Linked DNA regions of Mus musculus: region 2 is linked to region 1. The links are chromatin loops, found by intact Hi-C in ENCODE. Cell type or tissue: heart. All regions are shown on one strand.

Evidence for each region. Peaks named below come from ENCODE experiments on the same cell type or tissue, not always from the same donor. Only the 100,000 strongest peaks of a DNase experiment are listed, where the experiment ranks them.
Region 2: it touches region 1 in a loop (2.8-fold over the local background); 2 of 42 quality-filtered maps call a loop at or near these places.

What each region holds. Positions count from the first base shown.
Region 1 is chr2:126,030,590-126,038,589 of GRCm38, reverse strand. All of the region lies in intron 11 of Fam227b (family with sequence similarity 227, member B), which reads left to right. It overlaps Fgf7 (fibroblast growth factor 7), which reads right to left and starts at 3,932. Exons shown (of 4, transcript NM_008008.4): 1 at 3,740-3,932; 2 at 2,590-3,145. The coding sequence starts at 2,875. In heart, CTCF peaks have their summits at 4,073 and 5,009 (motif pointing right); no DNase peak of the experiment used is centred here; H3K27ac peaks cover 258 bases.
Region 2 is chr2:126,086,127-126,094,126 of GRCm38, reverse strand. The region is part of intron 11 of Fam227b (family with sequence similarity 227, member B); the gene reads left to right. It overlaps Fgf7 (fibroblast growth factor 7), which reads right to left. Exons shown (of 4, transcript NM_008008.4): 3 at 5,789-5,892; 4 at 2,942-4,760. The coding sequence ends at 4,566. Among named protein-coding and RNA genes, the nearest start is that of Gm26496, 20 kb to the left of the region's middle. In heart, a CTCF peak has its summit at 3,520; a DNase peak (open chromatin) is centred at 7,726.

The DNA of each region.
Region 1 (8,000 bases):
GCCATGAGAAGGAAGTCTGGGGGTTGATGTTGAGTTTTATTTCTTTCTGAATGATTTCTATTCATTTGAGTCCAGTCACTATTAGCTGTCATTCTAGTGACAGCAAGAGGGGGACCTCCTCCTTCGGATCACTGAGCTAACTCTGAAGACTCTGAAAGCTCAGGAAACCACCCTGAGCTTTTGTGATTGCATTTCTCATGCTGCTTGGTTACAGTGAACAAGTTCTTCTGAGCACACTATTTGGACCTGGATTCCCTGACTCAGTAGCTCCAGCCTCACATACGTCTATCTGCTTATGTTCATTCTTAAACTGAGCAAGTCTGTCTCAACTAACAGGCAACAATTATCAGATTTTTCTCCTAATACATTATTCTCCTTTATTCTTCTGACTCTTGGATTTTCTACACACAAAAGTCCCATCACATCTGTCTAACTTGGGAGAAACCTTATCTTGTCTTTTCAGTAGGATGGCAGGACAATGGTAACTATTTTATAGTTTATCTGAGAGATTCTCATGAGGTCTTACTCTCTCCTCGAGATTGAATTATGCCAAGAAAGTATATAAATTTAGACTATTAAAAGACTTGTAAGAAACATATTTGGTATTTGCATAAACAATGTCAAGTCTTTCTAAGTACAAGGCACTCTGATAGTTCAACACCATGATTTTGGGAAAGACTTTTGTCTTTCTTATTACTATAGAGTTTGCTTCATGAAAAAGGGGGTTTGCTAAACAGGCTTTAAGACTTCTCAGGTTTAGCACTATACCATGTTTCAAATTGTAAAGTGATTTTACCAGTTTGTAAATGTGTACAAATACCTGAAATTCATGAGCTCCAGGAATTTAACACAAAATAAAATTCACATATATTTACATGTTCCAATTGTAACTACTTTAATCTCAAATAATCATAGTACTCATTTTCACTGACTGTTCCCACCCATTTTTTTTTTACCTTTTTTTATGAGTTAGTGGAAAGCATCCAAAGGGATTAGTCATTAAATAAAAAGAAGTCTGCAATTGAGCTATGATAATAACCTTGTTATAAAATTTGCAACTAGCCCTGACTGCATGGTTAGTCTGGAGAGAGAGCAGGCACTTTTGCCTCACTGTTGGGGTGACAACTAGGTAATGAGTATTGAGGCTTTACATTGTGTGGTACGTTCCCTGCCTCAGAACCAATTAGACTGTGAGAAGGAGAAAGATTTTGAAAAATGCATCCATGTTTACCAGTTGAAGATTGGGAACACTAAAGTGCCCCAAAGTCATTAACAGACAGGGACGGGACACATGCTGTCACTGCCCCCATGATTCTGTTATCTACAATAAGGCTCGATGATTTTCAAATCAAATGAAAAGGCCACATAGAAGGGACGGTCAGCAAATCCTCCTCCAGTGGCCACTGCTGAGCTGGGTCCCATGGAATCAGTCCTCCAGAAGGCATGTTTCCTTGCTCAGTTTGTATGAGTTATGGCTGAAATGAAGGTCCCTCATTTTCATTTTGGAAAGAGTCACCAAACTCTTATTTTTTGGTCAGTGAGTTTAGAGCCAAAAAGATATTTCAGGAATAGATAGGAACTACTTGGGGTGGCCCTGTCACAGACACCCAGCTACACTATTGTCTCCATGTATCCTTCTCAAACTATACTGCCACACGTACTATCAAACATACAGTGTCAACGCCACCCATGTGTTATTAGTGCTAAGAAATCTATTTCCACGTGTGGGTTTTAAATACCTAAGGTAAATGTTGAGTGTGTGTTTTATGCCATTGCATTTAATACTACTGAGATTAGTTACTAACTGTAACCATCAAATGAAAACCCAAGCCCTGGCATTTTAAGGTAAAAAAACAACTGGGTCTAAGGAAAGTGGGGTGCTCCAGGTGAAGGTCCCCGACCCAACCTGCCTTCCAACTCAGCTCTGCTTCCTCAAGGTTATGTTCCTCTTAAATTAGCAAGAGACTTAACATGACAGACTCTTGATAAAGAAACTGCTAAAAAAGGTCTGTTACCTGTGGGTGGGGAGTTAAGGAATCTAAAACAAACTCATTAGACTTTTAAAGATGTTCCAGGGCATCACCGACTCCCTTCTGTTTTAGAAGCACACAGTTTTTGGTGCTCAGGAAGTAGATTCTTAACCGGTTAGTACCATGGCAGAGTCCTTTCAAAAGCAACACCACTAATAAAGACAGATACATCCTCTGCTCCTTAAACTCCTGGCTGGTAGTTTGGTGAACACCTACTGAGAGCTCTATGCACACCGCTGCTGAGCTTTGCTAGGGAAACAATCACACATGAGCATGCGTGCTCACTGACATGGTTTCTTACTAACCAGTAGTTTGGATTTAAGCCACAGAGTATTTTCCAACTATATCAGTTCCAACCATAAGGTGAGGACACTTGCCCTATTACCAGAGATATTTTAGGGAGTTAGTGCAGAAATCCCAAGGTAGAAAAATTAGGACTTGATATATGACACTGATTTTTTTTTTTTGCCCCCATAGGAAAGGAGAACACAGCACTGGAAAGTGAACCTTAGACAAACCTTAAAGAGCTAAGCAGGGCTGTGATAAAGGCATCACTTACTGTAGCTGTTCTTCATCTCCTGGGTCCCTTTCACTTTGCCTCGTTTGTCAATCCTCAGGTACCACTGGGTGCGACAGAACAGTCTTCTCACCCTTATATCCCCTCCTTCCATGTAGTCATAACTTCTGGTGTGTCGCTCGGGGCTGGAACAGTTCACACTCGTAGCCGTTTGCTCCGGACTCATGTCATTGCAAGCTAGAGATATAGTGCCCACTAGACAGACGAGGTGGAAGCATGATCTGTAGAGCAGAGTTGGCAGGATCCGTGTCAGTATCCATTTGCGCATTATAGTGTAGTGCCCCGGGTGTTCATGAATAACATAATGAGAATTGAATCTTGCGTTGATTGCTACTCCTAGGTCATGGGCCTCCTCCTATTTGTGAACTGGAGATTGATGAGAGAAAAAGTCGTCGCTCTTTCCAAACTGTTAACCTTATCTTTTAGCTTCTGATACCAATAACACGATTCCTCCTTCAGGAACACAGCTGATAGGTATATCCTTATAGAAACAGGTCGTGACAAGGCCAGTTGCTGCAGTGCGGTTGCTCCTTGACTTCTGCTCGAAGAGAGAGATTAGGAATGGGGAGGGGGAGAGGAGAGGGAGATAAAAAAAATTGTATGTATAAATTTCAGTAGTTAGATAGTCTAACATGTCAGTGTAGTTAAATGTTGAAAGCACGTTTAAAACAGCTCCCACAGAGGACGTGAGCATCTCTGCCACTCTGCACATAGATTCAGAAGCGCTATGCGTTAGTGAGGAGACACCACAAGAAAACCACACCATTCATTCCAGTTGCTATCTTGTCAGGAAACACTGTGTACTCACAGCTATTGAGTTAAATCAAGTTTTACAGCCTCTATCGACAAAGTTGAAGTTGAATTCCCTGGAATTCATTAGTCTATGCTTTTACATTTGTGCTTTATAATTATTTTCCCTTAAACTACCCAGATTTTTCAAGTTAAGTGTCAGGATTGCCCTGGAGAACCTCAAGAGTCTCCTTCCATCCGTCCGTACTACAGCACAATTTCTGTAGATATTTTCACAGCTCAAAAGTCTTTCCCCCCTGACCCCACCCCAGGACAATAACCACAGAAAGAGAAAATCTTTCAGAAAAGAGCATTGTTTTAAAGACAAATAACAGTAACTTACTTGTTCTGTTTGGAACAGCTGGGTACACAAGAGTTCCGTGTCTGCTGTCTGCCTCGTGCAACTTGAGCCTCTCTACTGTAGCTACAAACTATTTCTCAGCTGAGAAATCCCCCAGCAGAATCATAATTGTTTCCATAAATCAACAGGCAAAAGGATTTTCTCCGTGTGTGAGCGCGTGCGCTTGTGTGAGTGCGTGGAGCCTTTTATTCAGAGATTTTCAATAAATACCTTTGCTGACCTCATTGGAAGCAATTAAAACTTAACCAGTGAGCTGTTCGTTGTCTAAAACAGCAGAATTAGGAGGCTTGTACACTGTTGAGTGGTCGTAAGGGGGAGCTGTGGACACGGCTTCGGCTTAAATCCACAAGTGGGCATTCACGCTGTGGAAACAGACCTCTGATTCCCAAGCCGTTACAAAGAGAAAGGAAAATGTTAGACCTTTTAAACACAGAAGCTGTACAGTCTGTGAAAAACATATGTCCCTACAACATATATAAGGGCTTCTTAAATGTTAGATGATCTTTACAATACATTGGCACGGAGGAGGTTGGTAAGTGAGGGTATGTTTTTAGTCCTTCAAATTCAGAGCACTAGAGCAACCCAAGGCTCAGGGCCTGAAAGCAGGTATCCCTAGGCAAGGACACATCTTTTCACAGATCTTGCACAATTGGGTGTGAGTCTTTAGGCTGAGAAGACCTAGTTTCTTACCGGACTGGGATTCTAACAAACAGTGTGGCCTTGGCTCCATCCCTTACTTCCCCATGGCTCAGCTGCTGCTTCAGGTATCAAATCAATGGCCACGTCTAATCAGGCTAGGGTGTGCTGCCGTTTTAACATCCTGTCTTGTGATTTATTTCAAAGGATGACACACAGAAGCAAAGGACACATAATTTGCAAAACTATCATTCTTTTAGAAAAATGGTTTCACCTTAGTATTTGACTTGTGCCTTCCTGAGAGCAATAGCATAAAAAATAACTGATAATTCCAGGAATAATAAGGCCAATAGCTAATGGATACAAGAGAGTCCTTTTGCTTTCCAGCCTGAGCTTGTGCCTATCCTGTACTGAGCAAGACTGTGACTGTCTGTATCTTACACTTAGTATGGAGCCATCGTATCACCACCCTAAATGAATATTTAAGAATACATACATTAAAATTCTCTTTTCCTTGTACCTGCAAAACACACACACACACACAGAGAGAGAGAGAGAGAGACACACACACAACTTCGCACTTAACATACACTACCACCAGGTGGTGCAGGTAGACCAAATAGAGACAGAGACCCAAAATTGAATCATTTGGATGTGATTGTTCTTCCCTTTCCCATTGTGCTTACAGAGGGCAGAGTCAACAGCACCCCATATTTCAAACATACACAGTTGTCTTCGATTCATGAAATATTAAAGCACTAGGCTTTCAAAGCAGAGGAGGGTGTGCTGTTCTATAACTGTATCTATTTAAAGCCAGAGAGTTCAGAACATCCCATGATTTTTCTCCCAGGGAGGAATAGGAAAGGACAGAAGGTATGATGATGTTCTTAGTGATATCCCACCATCCGGGGGCGGGGACATTAGTAATGAGCAGATTCAGAATTCTTACGAGTTGACGTTCCATAGAGAAATGGAGGTTATGCAGTCAGTTCTCAGTGCACACTACAGAATGCCCAGTCTCTTTACAATGTGCAGGGGAGGGAGTGTTCGCAATGTTGGAGCCAAGGTATAAAATGACTCTCTGAGGAATGTCACTGAGCAGGTTACAGTCAGGCAGGAAATTGTATCAGTTTAAATTCCTTTCGAAGTTATTGATTACTTTCCAGTGATGGGACCAAGACGGGGTGGGGAATTTCATTCCTGTCCTTGAGACCCTTACTTGTTAGCAATGGTTCTCATTAGGCTAGCGGTTCAGCTATCTGTAGGACAGCTGCTCTCTTTGTCCTTGTGAGTTACCCAGTGGCAGACATCCTCTGTCCTTACTGTAAAGCACATACAGAAGAGAGCAGCAGAGTTCCCTGCTCTGTGCTCTTTCCAGATAACGGTAGCTTCATCCTTAGTTGAAAATATCTCCACCTTGTGCATTGTAAATCCATAAGAAAAGGATCTACATCTATTGACTTTTAAAGATTAATGTTGTCACCTGAAAAGCTTCAAATAGAAGCGTATCTCAAAAAGAAGAAGTGTGTCGCCCTTGCCCCTCGTGTTTGGGAATTTGTATTTCAAATACAAAAATAAAGATATTTAAAATAAATTTGCATTGAAAATCATTGAAAAACTCATAGAACTTCTTTGATGCAGTCAGTTGCTATATGAACTTCCTAGCTTTTCCTAACCAGTCTTCATCACAGCCTTCATTCTGTGGAGAGACAAATGATAGAAACTTTGACTTATGGAATTTTATATTTCAGTTTACATTTTTACCATGCTTAAACACAAAAGCTATACACATATATACAGGAGAATTTTATACCCTGTTCTTTTACATACAAAGAAGTATTATCACACACACGAGAGAGAGAGAGAGAGAGAGAGAGAGAGAGAGAGAGAGAGAGTTATACATGTTGCTTTTTATTTAGTAAAAATACAAAATCTCCTATCTCAGCATTTAGAAAGCTCACTCACTCTCTACACTGCATGCTATTCCATTGAATGGGTATATCTCAATGTGCATAGCCAACCTCTATGAACATTTCATTTTTACCCATATATTTTACTGTGGAACTATTATAATGAATGCAGTTATAAATATGTCATTTTATGGTATACAAATATAGCTGTAGGGCTATTTTCCAAAAGCTGTCTAGACATCTGTCTTCTGGTTCCAGGTAGGATAGACACTCTTGAAATTGGGACAAGGTTGAATTCTACTTATAAAAATGACTATGTATATGTTGTGCCTTACATCTGACATTGTTCCAAACTATTCCATCCACATTTCTACAACTAACCCCACACTAGATTTGTCTTCATCATTTCCTGTGTGGTTTCAATATATAAATTCAGTCTTGACTCTGGATCATACTGTGCAACCAGTCTTACTTATCATCTTGATTCATCCATTGAACAAATATTTATTCAATAACTCTGTGCTGCCAGATGCTAGGTTAGCCCTCTGAAGACACAATGGTGAGTATCTTGGAAGTGATCCCTGCCTTTGCAAAGCGTGCATTCCAGTGAGAGCACAGTATAAACAGGGATCTGGGGATGGTAAGGGGCGGGGAAGCCAAGAGCTTAAATTCCAAGAACGGAAAGAAGGCCCAGGCTAATGATCACAAGCAAGAGGCTAAGCAAAGAGAGAGGCCTGAAGCTTGGCAGATACAACTTGACATTAGGAACTGTGTATACTACAGAAGAAACTTAGGTTCATTTAAAAAGAATAGGACACAGGAAGACAGACCTGTCTTTCCAAACAAGACGGACCTGGTTAAAGATAGTAAACTCGGGAGGAAAACCAGGATGGAGCAATCCCTGAGGTCCTTAATCCTATAAACAGCTCGTTTGCCTTTGGCACAATGCTGTAACATCTAAACACTAACTGCACAGAAGATGTAAAGTGTGAGTCATATGTTCAGCATTGCGGTGTGCCTGTGACTCAACTTGTAAATATCTCAGTATACAAATGCCATTTGAGCCTTTCTATCCCTGAGTCTGTAACAAAATGGCTTCGTTTAATTTTGTAAAAACTCAGAAAAAACAAACAAACAAAAACCAACCAACCAAACAAACAAACAAAAAAACTCTCTGAAATACTAATCTAAATTTAAAATCTTCAAACTATGTTATGAATTTACCGAATTGTAGTCTGACGATCATAGCAAACAGCAGAAAGGATAAAAGTGATTGGAATGGGGTCACAGGAAGGCTTTGGAAAGAGCCATTATGTACGCCAGGAGCTGAGCAGTAAGAAGAAATCAGAAGGCAGAGGGTTCTAGATAAAGGTTTCAAAGGAAACCACATTCTGAGGTGAACGTGAGTTTATTGTGTCTGGGGATGGAAATACAATGGATCACAGAGCGTAAGAAGGAAGTTCCGTGGTGAAAGCAACATGTTTTTGAGATTTGTCCCTAGCTGTTAAAGCTTCTGTGTGTGTGTGTGTGTGTGTGTGTGTGTGTGTGTGTGTGTGTGTGTTAGACACCATTCTGAAACCCCCACGAGACGTACCTTTTGGTCATCTGGAGAATGACTAAAATGTAAGCCACCCACTGCTATGACTATGATTGAAACCCAAGTCAGAGATCACTCCTTGCACTAGGATGGTAGCAGC
Region 2 (8,000 bases), 56 kb before region 1:
GAACTCTAACCACCTACTTTAAGGTTATCTTTAAAATGGCCACACATGACAATATCTGATATTCATATAGGCCCGTGTCAGACACACACACACACACACACACACACACACACACACACACACACGAATGCACACACACATACACGCAGAAGCCTGAGGTTGAGTATCTTTCTGTAGCACTCTCCACCTTATTTTTCGAGATGGGTCTCTCTCTGGGACTGTAGCTCATCTATTGGCCTGATTGGCTGCAGGAAGGCACCAGGAATCTGCCTCTCTCTGTCTCTCCCCAGCATTAAGAATCAATGAAGTATTTTGACTAACTAATAACCACCCACATTAGGTGTTAAATATTTTTAAAATCACACTTTTACAAAATGATCTTGGCTTAATTTTTGTTTGTTTATGCCTGTATTATTTGTATGTGAAGTTGGACTATGAAAGATAGAAAACCATTTGTCTCATCTATGTGACACAGGGTAAGGGTGAAAGCAAAGCTTTGCAATAAGTTCAGATAGCCACTGAAAACTTCCGTTTGGTTCGCTGACATCAACTGGAGACATTTTCATATTAAAGCAAATATAAGTATTACCAGAGTAAAAGACAAAACTCACATGAATTTCAAGAAAACAGATTTTAAATTTAAATGTAAAATGTTCTGTCTTTGGGAGATAACTTTTTTCCTTTTGCTTTGTATTGGTTCTTTGTGAATGTCACATCACCTGCTCCAATCCCACTCATCGCCCCAACCCTTCCACCCTTGCAACCTCCCCTCCAAAAGAAAATAACAAGAAATAATAAAAAAACTAAACCGAAATACTGTCATGGAAGGTGCAGTGTGGCCCGGTGTGCGCACAGTACACCCTTTTGTCTGCACATCTTTCCTTGTACGTGTTCGCTGCAGCCAGCTATGGGCTTGGCTTGAGGCCTCTGGCTTCTGCTGCATCTTCAGTACTGAATCCTCACTGGGACTCCTCTCAGACATCCTTGGTTGCCCCGGATCATGGTGCTTCTACAGCTTTGGATCTGCAGGATTGGCTCTTTCATGTGCTCCAGCAGCTCATACATGAGGTAGATGTTAGGGTGGGCCAACTCAAACCTCTGAATATAGGCCTGGATGGTAGCTGAGTTGGTCAGCCTGGAAGCTCTCCTGACCCCACCATCACACCACCAGGACAAGCTCCCCAGTACTGCCTTAGCCAGCTCACCAATGCTGCAGCTGACAAAGAACAAGACTGGCTCTCCTGCTTTCATGACTTCAGGGCCACCTCACCTGCACCCCACACATGCCACCACAAACCAGTTCTACTGTGTTGCCCAGTCAAGGTGCAGGGCCAGCTCTCCCAACTGCTGCAGCTGGTGGGGACAGCTCTCCCATTATCACACCCGGTGAGGCTCACCTGTGCCCTCATCACTAGGGTCAGCAGAGCCACCTTGGAAAGCCATCTTTATAAGGTTTCTTAGGATTTCATTCTACACTATAACTGAATATGTGGGGGATCATGAATCAGAGTATCTCCATAATCACTCTTCATGTTTTTGGCACCCTAGAAGCTAGAAAGAAACCCTCTAAGTGATAGAACCTCTAGCCTGCCTTCTTTTTCATATCTGAGTTGGATTTATAACAACTCAAAGGTCAGTGGTCTACATTATAGCTTATCTGTTGGAGTGTTTTAGTTCACTTGTACTGGAAGTATCATTTTACTTATTGTGTTAACGAGTCATATTCTCTTACTTAGTCCTTTACCAGCTTGGGGAAATCCATGAGTTGATATGGTTTTCTTTTTAAAGAACACTTTAGAAAGGAATACTATGATTATGAAAATGTCTTGTGTGATACTTTTCATTTATAAAGAAGTTCACATAAAAGCTGCTTAGGAATCAGAATTGGAAACCACATTCCTTTCTCCATTAGAGTCAAATCATAATGGTATCATTACGTGCTAAGTGAATTGACAAGCAAACCACAAGTATTCTCACATAAAAAGATGACATCTTGATGGAAATTAAAATCAAGCAAAACAAGGTGATCACTGACAAGGTGAGACTAAGACACAAGCTTAGTGTCTGAGACTCCAAGGTAACCTGCATTCATCCAGCACCCAGTGTGTTAAAAATTTCAGTTTCCTGATGTGAAAGAGGAGTAAGATGAAGGCCTCATAGACTTTCAAGACTCTAGAATTCTAAATGTATTTGACTAAACAGGTGTTTTTGAAATTGCATGTTAAAAATAAGAACTGGGCCAGGCGAGATGGGTCATCAGTTAAGAACACACACTGTTCTTGCAAGGGACCCAAGCTCAGCTCCTAGAACCCTCTGCTCAACTCCATGACTACTGTCCACACTAGATTTACACACCCATAAAGACATTTACACAGGCACATGATCTAAAAGTAACAAAAATGTTAGTGCTTGTGGGCAGATTTTGTACATGGCATATCACTAAGAATGGCTTTACTACTCAATATTGGTTCTGTCTAATTTAAGTCCAATATTCTAATGGCTTTTTCTTAGTAACTAATTTGGTAATCACTATAGCCACCTTCTGTGTATGGTTACTACTTCTGTTTAAGCTTCTGCGTGATTATGCTTTGCTCCGAGTTTTTAAACTTTTAGTAAGAATAATTGCATTTCACCTTTTCCTTGGAAAATATTATTTAATGGATTTACATATATATGTTGATTATAAACTCTAGTCATAATCAGCTAGACACCTATGAAACAACTAAGAAGAACAGTCTTTTTCTACCTTTGGTATGTGTACAAGACTCCAGTTACAGTACCTGGGCTAGGAAGCTAGATTACAAGTAGTCTTGAATTGGATGCTAATACAAAGTATTGCCTCATGTGTGTCCTTCAGTGTATGTGGCAAAGGGCAACACTTCTGACCTTCCAGTAGCCTGGATGCCTGGACAAACACAAAGTCAATTGATTCTTTTTTGTTGACAAGGCTTTATCATATACCTTAACATATAAACATATTACCAAAAAGTGTTGTATGTAATATAAAGAAACTTTAATGACAAGCACTATGAAGTTGATACCGCATTAATTAATATACCAACAATTTAAATAAATGTTGCCCTTCCCTTCATAAGTACTTATTCATAAATTTATGTCAGCATCCATCTACTGGTTGCAGAACTATGGAGTAAGTATTCATCTACTTATTAAGCCTGTCATTTGTGGCCCAACCTGAGGCCTCAAGGCTGACTACAACCTCTATTGGAGTTTCACTCTTGCCATTTCAATGTTGGCATATCTTGTATGGCAAAAACTTCTAAAGACATCAAATTGCTAACTTTAAATATGCCTATTTTCAAAAATACATCCTCACTAAATACTTCTTTTTTACGTATATGATCCAAATTCATTGGCACGAGCGTTGTGTAAAATCTCTCCCACATATTTGTATTGTTCTCTGTGAGACATCTATTGTGAGCATGGCTACAGGCTGTCGTTTTTGTCTGCCATCCAGCACTTGCTAGCCAAGTGTTGTGTGCTAGTCATGGTGTCAGCCACCAGGGGAGGGGACATCTGCACTGCAGCCAGTCGGGTTTGTTGCTCCCTTGAAATTAAAAGCATATGAAACAGATACAGCTTCTTAAGGTTTTTTTCTTTATAAATAACATAAACTTAAATAACAAAACAATAAAATTCAAATACAACTTAAAGTAGAGTTTAATGCTGTAATCACAGAGGGAAATAAGCATGATTATTTGTGGGAAGAGCATTTACTAAAAGTTGTGTTCCCAAATGTGATTTATACAACAGATAGATTTACTTGAAAAAAATGTAAAGATTTCTGAAATTTATTTTAAGGGATTATAAAATATTATTTTGTGGTGAGATGAAATACAATATTATCATCATTATTGCTATTTTATATACAGATTTTTAAAACATCCTGTTAGCAATACCTTTTCAATTTGAGTGGATTTTTGTTCATATTAGTCAGTACAGGCATGTTCCAAGCCTGTGATTTTGTAAAACCACCTGTAGATTCTATTCTATAATAAAATGTTGAAAACATTCATTTTTCCGGATTATAGTTCTCACTGGAAAGCTTTCAAACACTGCTCATCGTCTGTAGTTTGTGTGGGGCTTGATCATCTGACAAAGCATCCCAGCAGCCTTTAGGTCTGACATACCTTATATAACATCATCTGCATTATTAATATTATTATAGCAGCCATTTTATAAGCAGATAGTGATATTAAATATTCATTATCAGATAGTCAAATCTAACATACTCTTAAGGGTAAATTAATTTAAGAAAAATATCACGTTACTAACATCATGATTGTACAACCACTTTTACAACTTTTTACAACCTTTACTAAATCTGATTTTTGTGTATATTCTTCAAATCTTTCTTTAATGCAGTCTTTTAAAATAAACAAAAATGCGCAAGTCCAGCTTGATCAGTTTTCAGTAGTTTTCCAGCCTTTCTTGGTTACTGAGAGAGAGAGAGAGAGAGAGAGAGAGAGAGAGAGAGAGAGAAGAAAAGTCCACTGGAAAGAAATCTCCCTGCTGAATGAAACTGGTTTCTCAAATACCATGTACACTTAGGTTATTGCCATAGGAAGAAAATGGGCTGTTTTTTGTTCTTTCTTCGTTTTCTTCCCTTTGACAGGAATCCCCTTTTGATTTAAGGCAACGAACATTTCCCCTCCGCTGTGTGTCCATTTAGCTGATGCATAGGTGTTATAATGGTTTTCCAGAATCAGTTCTTTGAAGTTGCAATCCTCATTGCATTCTTTCTGATAAAAACAAGCCAAAAAACAAACACAATTATTAAAGCAAATTCTGCAGGAGAATCAAACTAACCACAAGCAGATGATGGTCTGTAGAGGTGATATACATGAGATTTATTTTAAGCCTCAGATTGAGCAGAGCTGATGTGGTTTAGTGGTTTTACTTATGGCACATACTGCTGTAGGCCAAAAGCATCTTAAGTTTAACAAAAACATAATAATATAAAACACATTTAGTTATGTCCAGTTGGGCAGTAAATTTCTACTCTTTTTAATGTTGGGGTCCCCAAATCTCTTCATTCTCTATCCACCAGATATTTATGTAGAGGGGGTAGCTTCTATCTCCTGCAGGTGAGGGACTATTTAGTAAATTTGACTTCACTTTCTACCATGTTAGCCTCAATTGTAACAAAAGTAAAAAGTTACTTAGTTTGATCATCCATGCAGAGATGTGTGCTCATGTGATTGAGCCTCTACTCTGTAGTTTGCCTGCGTAGGCATTATTCTGCAGAGCTACAAGAGCACAATGGAGAATGGCCTTTGCTTTACCACAGTGGGATGAACGGTCACATATTTCCATCATACTAAAGTGGAAACGATGTCAGTGCTTAGAGTTCAAAGGCCATAACTGGGAGACTGATGTTGATAAATGAACTGAACAATTCAAAATTTTTTACAAGAATTTTCATGTCAGCAAGGTGCAAATTGGGTGGATCCTCACAAAAAGAGCTTTAATACTCAGAGATGCAAATTTTAGGTTCCAAGTGTCAATAGTGCACAAGGGATTTAGAATTGGAAGGATCCCTAGAGATCAGTCATTCCAAGTCATCTTACAGATGAAGCATATAACATCCAGGTAGCTTTAAATAAAAATCTCAGGTCATACAGAAAATAGTTTGCCTTAGTGCTGGAGTAAAGAGTGGCTTAATGGAATAGTCCACTTGCACCGGTGGAATAAAACTAATTTCAGTTTTCAGAAAAGCAGATAATTTTGATAGAGTAGGTTTGAACAATAACTTATCAGTTATTAATACCTTTGCATAGAGTTTCCCTTCCTTGTTCATGGCAAGATAGTATTCACTTTCCACCCCTTTGATTGCCACAATTCCAACTGCCACGGTCCTGATTTCCATGATGTCTGCAAGGAATCACACAAGCATATATCATTACTCACGAATCTGGAGACATATTTCCCTAACACACAGCCACAAACAGCAGTGTGATCATGAAACACAGAACTGCAAACCGATACATGTATTACACGAAGAAGGACATTTACTACATGTTCAGAGTTATCCTTTAGAGTAATACTTCAAATCTACCATAGTGACAATGTAGCTAATATTTGCTGAACTCATAACATAAAAGTATCCCTCCTGTGTATGAAGTTGTGCAGTCATCACCACACACTGTAGGGCAGGCATCCTTGCTATAGCCACTTCATTGATGAGGATCTGAGAATACACAGAGAAGTAAGTAATCTACCGAAGCCTGACAGCTGCTAAATGGTAAAATACAAAAAGGAAGGATACACCTAACAATGTTGCTCTTCATGTTTGTCTATATTTATCTTAAAAATTATTACTGATAAATAGTTCTTGACTTCACTGAAAATGACTATCTTTAAAATTACAACTTAAGCAATTATAAATTATAGCAAGGAAAACCAACTGTCTTTTAAAATGATTGTTTTAAACTCAATGTTTTAATGCATAGAGATGATTCAAAATTTAATTATAAAAATCATATTAACATAAGATTATATACTTTGTAATTAACTTTTTAATCTTTGTGGAATTTATTTTACTAAACAGGTACTTTACAATGTTAGCCAAGTATTCTCTTTTATTATATATGATATAGAGGACCGGAGCCTCGCTTAGCCATCCTCAGGGAAGCGTCTCACAGTAGATGGAAATGAACACAGCGATCACTCTAGGGCAATGAGCAGAAAGTGAGAGACTTTGGAGCACTTCATCAAATCCCTCCCTTCAGGGCTCAGGGCTCTATGATGACGATGTAGAAAGACTGTAAGAGCCAGAGCGAATGAATGACTCCAAAGAAATAGCTTCTTCTAGACACAGCAGGACTGATACAGAGATGAACTCACAGAGACTGTGCACAGAGCCTGCACAGGGAAGCCAGATGGATTCTCAGCAACTGGGAGGCAGGGAATAAACATGGGCTCCCACCCCTAACCAACAAGCTATCTCTAATTGATACCCATTGCCAGTGGAACCTCACCAGGTATACAAACCACACATTAGGATAGGTCCCACACCCGGGAGTAGTTGGCTAACACAAAATGAACTCGGTGGTATTTTTGTAGACATTTTGTCTTATTCTGCTTTGGGTGTTTGTTTGTTTGTTTGTTTTGTCCTCTTGGTCTTTTGCTGGTATATTTTGGAGTTTGTGGGTTTGTGGAGGATGTGTGTGTGTGTGTGTGTGTGTGTGTGTGTTTGGTTGTGTTTGTTTTTGTCTATTTTTAAAAGAGAAAAAGAATATGGAGTTGGGTGGGTGGGCAGGTAGAGAAGATCTGGGAGGAGTTGGAGGAAGGGAAAATGTGATCATGCCTACTCAGGATTTGTCATGTGTGTGAACAGCAGTAGTCAGAGGTACCTGGAACAGCAGCACAGCTGAAACACTGGCATCTCAGAAGCAAAGGCAAAGGAATGTGCATTAGAAGTATTTGTGAAGTGTTGTGAAATGCATGAAATCCTGTAATTTTAGGAAACAAATTAAAAACTTGAAATCACAAGCACTCCTGTAGAAACACCTTACTTGAAAGAGAAGAAAGCTTTCAGGAGAACACTAGCCTGAAGAGGCTATGGAAACTTTACACATCGATGACAAGCTCACGACAGGGTACGATGCTGACGCTGACACAGTCACACAACAGTCAGCAGATCTTCCCTAGAGCCACTGCCATGCCAGGCTCAATTCAGAGACAAGCACCCGCCTCAGGTTCTTATGTAACAGTTGTCCGCAAAACGTAACTGTTGAATGACAGTTACTGGTCCTGTGATACGTGGGCTCTGTGCCTTTTAGGACCAGTCATATCACCTTGTCCCCAGAAGCTCCTCTATTCCTCCCCCAACCCCCACCTGCCATGTCCTTTGTCCACCTCTTTGTTGTTGTTGCTCTTTGACACCAATCAGTGATAAACATTGTTAATCTTATCAGGATAAAAATACGAAAAAGAATTGTAAGGGTTTTTTGCTTCAAATAGGATAAGAATATGCTTTA